Linked DNA regions of Homo sapiens: region 1 is linked to region 2. The links are chromatin loops, found by intact Hi-C in ENCODE. Cell type or tissue: PC-9. All regions are shown on one strand. Each heading gives the region's core, and the rest is flanking DNA. Links, peaks and the distances in the headings are about the cores only.

Region 1 (2,805 bases), core at 196-2,695, 240 kb after region 2:
GGCAGAGGTACTGACCACAATTATAGAAATAAGCAAAGCAACTTGTGCAGTGGTCTCTAACCCATGATGCGGTCTCATTGCTTTGCTCTGAGCAGAAGGTTCGTTACATTCCTTCTCCCTTCAAACATTTTCAGAAGTTCAAGCATCCCCAACAATTCTGCCATCCTCCAGAAAAACCCCACAGAGCCCATGTTAATTCCTCAGCTCCAAAGGACAGGGACATCACAGGACTTTTCCTTGAACCAAGCTTTAATGCAGTTGTTTCTTGTGGTGGAAAGAGACAGTGTAGACAAAAGGCTGTCTCTCTGCTCTGTCACTATTTCCCAAGCTGCAGCATGCACACAAACTATCTAGGCAGCTTGTTAAAATGCAAATTCTGTTTCAAAAGGGCTGGGGGCCTGAGATTCTGCATTTCTAATAGGCTCCCAGGGGATACTTGTGCTGCTGGTCCTGACACTGTGAGCAGCCAGGGATTATTTGCATGGGTCTCTTTTCCTTGTGAACCCTTTGATGTTGCATTTTGACAAAGAAGTCATGTAGAGACTAAAGGCTGTGGCCTCACCTGCTGCTATGGATAGAAGTAGGGCTTTCCTGTGACAGGAAGAACTTCCCAAAGTCAATCACCAGGAAAAGAGAACTTGAGACCACCCAGGAAGAAAGTGCTTCACCCTCTGCTGAACCAGCACTTCCACAGATGAGGCTTAAGCGGTCTCTTGGCATCAGGAACCCTCCACCTGGCAACATTCCATGAGTCAGACAGGCAGACATATGAGGCCATAAATTGAAGAAAAGTAAACTTTGCCTTGTAACCCTGCCTGTGTGCAGTTCCTTTTGTGGCCAGCCTGGCTCAGCTGTGAATCCAAGGAATTAAAAGGTTCAAGTGTCCCCCACCTTGTTCGCCTGCTTAGAACTGGAGAATTAATAATGAATCAGCTCCCTCTGAAGCCAGCCTTGTAGGACCTGCAGAAATTAGCTAGAGACCTCCAAGGGGACAATAAATCTTGAGGAATAAGAGTTGGATCTTTAAGGTCCAGCTGCTCTTCTTACGTGGAGACTTCCCTTCCGTTGACACAAATGAAGGATCTAAGTTTGATTACTAAGGAAGAGAGAGGTTTCTTGTTCATGATGAGAGCATGAAGCTTTAAAAAAGAGAGAGATTTAAGTTTCAGAAACTTGGTTCCTCAATGCAGCAGGTGGACCTGAAGTTGTCAATGTCATAGCTAAAGACTGGGAAAACACAACTCAAGAAAGGATGGCTGTGGGCAAAGCCAAGCAGCCTGGTTTAGCACCCCCTAGCGGAAGAAGGGGACAATGTTTATGGTCCCTGCTTCTGGTTAGCTAAGGAACTTAACCGCTGGAATTCCGTGCAAGGTCATTTCTCTAAGCAGGAATCAACTCAAGCTCTGATCCTCCCTAATAGCATAACTATTTGCCACGCATCTAGCCAAGAGTTAGTTAATGCTGCTTCCACAGGGAAAGAGGCCGTGGTCAGACCAGCCTTTAATGAGCATCCCAGGGCCTGGCTAGACTTGGAGGGAGGGAGCATATTGAGATATTAGTCGAAGCTCCAAAACAATAGGTGCCTGCGCCCTCTAAGTAGCTCATGTGTTACAGATCTGACAAGTCTCATTGATTTAAATAGCTGGAGCACTGCTTGGATTTTAATCTCCTTCACCCTTATACCAAGGAGGTCGCTGTTTAAATGCTTTTACTTAATAATGTAAACACCTGTCACACGCCAGGGGCAAAGCTATTAGGGAGAAGGATTATTTAAAGCAACGCTCCTGAATACAACATTGCTATTATTGTCTTATCCTCAATTGCCAGGGTCTGAGCAATTTTTAAGATCAGAGACAGCAGCCAAGTCACCTAGTGCTCTGTCCCCTAACACCCAGACAGAATAGGCATCTGCTCACATGCTGTCATCTGAATGCCATCAAATATCTGATCTTCCAAGAGTGTTGTACTCAGCGCATGTGTTTACCAAAGTCCCTTGTTAAAATGGAAAGCTGTTTCCATAGGGTGCTGTCTATTAGGCCTATTATCCTGGTAGCTACAAGGCACAGGAACTAAACCCTTTACAATTATTATCGCTTTTATATCTACAACAACCCTATGATTTAGTGCTGTTGTTAACCCCGTAATATGAAGAACAGAATGGGTAAGCAACTTTCTCAGGGACACACAGTATTTAGCAGAAAAAAGATTCAAACATAGGATTGGCTTCAGAGTATATGCTTTTAGGCACTATGCCATATTGTGTCTCACTACACACACACACCCCAAGGAGATACATATGGATATATAAATATTTTTTTGAGACAGGGTCTCACTTTGTCACCCAGGCCATGAACATGGCTCACTACAGCCTCGACCTCCTGGACTCAAGCAATCCTCCTGCCTCAGACTCCCAAGTAGCTGGGACTACATGTGAGCGCCGCCATGCCTGGCTAATTTTTGAACTTTTTTGTAGAGACAGGGATTCACTATGTTGCCCAGGCTGGTCTCAAGCTCCTGAGCTCAAGCAATCCACTCGCCTCGGCCTCACAAAGTGCTGGGATTACAGGCGTGAACCACCGCATGTGGCCTTATATATAGGGGTGTGTGTGTGTGTGTGTGTGTGTGTGTGTGTGTGTGTGGCAGTCATTAGGACCCATTAGTTTACCACATAAGCCTGTCACATGGCAAGGTAAAAGCCTAGAGGAATGGCATAGAAGAGAGTAGAAGGGGGGAAACAAACAGAACCTAGAGGGTTAGTGGGTAGGAGAGCCTGAGGCTATGCCCTAAAGCCTGGACTGTGGTCTT
Region 2 (2,805 bases), core at 269-2,768:
AACGTCTTCAGAGTCAGGGGAAAATGTAAGGAGAGTGTGATAAAGACAGAGCCTAGAATAAAAGAAAAAGTATCGACTCTGAGACCAAAGAGATGTGGGTTTTATCCCAGCTCCATGTACCTTCTGATCAATTACTTCACCTTAACTTTCTTATTTATAAAACTGAACTGATAATAGCACACTTGGAAATCCAAGAAATAGAGTTATTGTGCATGAAATGCCTGGTGTATAGTATGTGCTCAATAAATGATCATTGTTCTTTGTTTTTCATTATCGTCACTTTGTAATTTTCTTTGGATATGGACTTTAGGGGCTCTAAGTCATGAAAAGTGGCAGGCAGCTGAAAGAACAGTGTGGTTCCATAATTATTTATTGAGTGTCTCCTATATTTAACTTTGCATTAGCTCAAAGGGATACTTTGGAGAACAAGAGCAACAAAGTTCCCACTCTTAGAGCCTACACTCTAGGTGAGAAGTTATAAAATAAATAAGCAAGTAATAGTGTTACAAATGCCATTAGTACTCTGAAATGAGTGTATAAAAGATGTTAGGAATAAAGAATGTGCAATCTATGAAGAGTTTTAGGGAGAAGAGTGAAATGACATAATTTATATTTCTAACAGACCACAGTGACAGTTTGTGGAAAATGGAAGGTTGCAAGTGTGAAAGTGAGCAAGTGAAAGTCATTCTCTGCTGCAGGAGAGTGACATAAGCTGGCCTTGCTTGACTTCAAAATAGTTTTCAGTGTGATCAATTCACCATTTCCATGTGGAGGAGGTCTGTTGTTCAGACTCTTTGGGGGCTAAAAAAGGTTCTTTATGATGAGAGCTGGTAAGTCAATGAAACAGAGCCCAACTCCAAGTTGGATCATGGGGTGATGCAGCAGAAGACTCCAAAAGTCACAGATGAAAGAAGTTTGCGCCAAATTTAGAATAAAGAGATTTAGAAGGCTGCTGGTCGGTTTGAGGCACAGATTTCAGATGGCACAGGAGGAGATAGCAAGCAGTGTTGGACAGGTCTTCATGTAAGGAAGGAGCCAGGACCCGCTCTTACCAGAAACCCGAGCTCTGCCATTTGATTTCTATTAATGCCATGTAAGTCTCTCCATCCCCGAGGTAATTTGACACAGTCTGGGAAGGCTCCTGCTCTCTAGGAGCTGGGCTTTTGCAAGAGATGCTGCAGACAGAAAAACTATGTTAGACCTGTGCACATGTTGATATCTGTGTGTGTATATACATACATACATATATATGACCATTTTAATTTATTTAATTTATGAATCATTTTTCTATAATACAAATTTCTTGCAAAATATAATGCTATAGCCTACGAGTTCTTACAAAGTCACAAACAAGAACTAGCGACATGTACTTGACATAACGTGAAGTCCTGTGCTCTGTGCTCTCTGCGGGGAGAGATGAGGTGATTCTTCAGAAGCTGATCAAAATTCCCTGCCTCCCTCAGGGTAGCTGAGCCTCGGAACAGCGGGAGCACTGCGCCATCTGGTGGGCAGATGCACTGCATCAACGTTCATTAGCAGAGGCTTTTACACACACACACACACACACACACACACACACACAAATGCTTTTCAAGGAAGACTCGAGAACAAATCCCGAAGCTGAGTGACAACTACAAAATACCATCAATTAAAGATATTATCTGGTAAGTTTCACAACAGATTATAAATGAACAGGATTGAAATGTGGTACCACTGTAAATCTTTAATTTTTCAGTTGTATATATAATATCTGATAGTTAATGGGTGTGTACCCTGTGCCAGGTAGGTGCTAGTCTATGTACTTTACATGCATTAACATATGTCATCCTCACAACAATCCTATAAGATAGGCACTATTTCCATCCCGTTTTACAGGTGAGGAAACTGAAACAGAGAGGTTCAGTAACTTGCCCAAAGTTACACAAGTTGGTACGTGGCAAAGCAAGAATTTAACAATGTTCTTAAGCTCTTAGGCACTAGGCTAGGCTGCTTCTCTGATATATACAATGTAGCACCGTGAGATTGGGTGTCATTAAGCAAGAGGTCAGAAAACAGGATTTTGAAAAGCATGTTCTGAAAGTGTAAGATTCCTTTTTCAAATTGCTTCCCCAAGCAAAAGAATGCAAAACTCTGAGCTTCCTATAAGTCAGAACCTTTACAAAAAGCAAGTTTTTGAAGACTGCTTTACAAAAAAAAGCACCCTTATTAGAATCACCGAATTTGGAAGTAAAGGGCAAGATCCCTTGATGATCATAATTGTGGTAGTTAATTTTATGTGTTGACTTACTGGGCCACAAAATTCTCAGATACTTGGTCAAACATAATTCTAAGTGTGTCTATAAGGGTGTTTCTCGATGAAATTAGTATTTGAATTGAGAGACTGAGTGAAGCAGATTGCATTCCTAAATGTGGCAGACCTCATCCAATAGGTCAAAAGACTGAGTAGAACACAACGACTCACCCTTCCTTGAGTGAGAACAAGAGGGAACTCCCTCTGCCTGACTGCTTTGAGATGGGACATCAGTCTTTTCCTGCCTTCAGACTCAAACTGAAATATTGGCTCTTCTTGGGTCTCCAGCTTGCCAACTGCATATCTTAGGACATTCTATTGGCTGTTTCTCTAGAAAACCCTTACTAATGTGATGGCTCATTATGTCATCATCACATTGTCATCATCATTGTGGTCACCCTCAACATCACCATCATCATCTTCTCTACCACACACTGAGTGTCCTCCCTTTCAGGCACAGTGTTCAGTGCTCTGAGACTGTGTGAGTAAAAGTGCTTATTTTACAGATGAGTAAA

What was found. Peaks named below come from ENCODE experiments on the same cell type or tissue, not always from the same donor. Only the 100,000 strongest peaks of a DNase experiment are listed, where the experiment ranks them.
Region 1: it touches region 2 in a loop (2.7-fold over the local background); 2 of 110 quality-filtered maps call a loop at or near these places.

What each region holds. Positions count from the first base shown.
Region 1 is chr4:57,189,560-57,192,364 of GRCh38, reverse strand. All of the region lies in intron 2 of IGFBP7-AS1 (IGFBP7 antisense RNA 1), which reads right to left. Among named protein-coding and RNA genes, the nearest start is that of IGFBP7, 81 kb to the right of the region's middle. In PC-9, for the core only: a CTCF peak has its summit at 1,305 (motif pointing left); no DNase peak of the experiment used is centred there.
Region 2 is chr4:57,425,675-57,428,479 of GRCh38, reverse strand. It overlaps LINC02380 (long intergenic non-protein coding RNA 2380), which reads right to left and starts at 2,608. Exons shown (of 6, transcript NR_125907.1): 1 at 2,462-2,608; 2 at 1,371-1,501; 3 at 1,053-1,175. RefSeq lists an enhancer at 1,383-1,677. In PC-9, for the core only: a CTCF peak has its summit at 1,502 (motif pointing left); no DNase peak of the experiment used is centred there.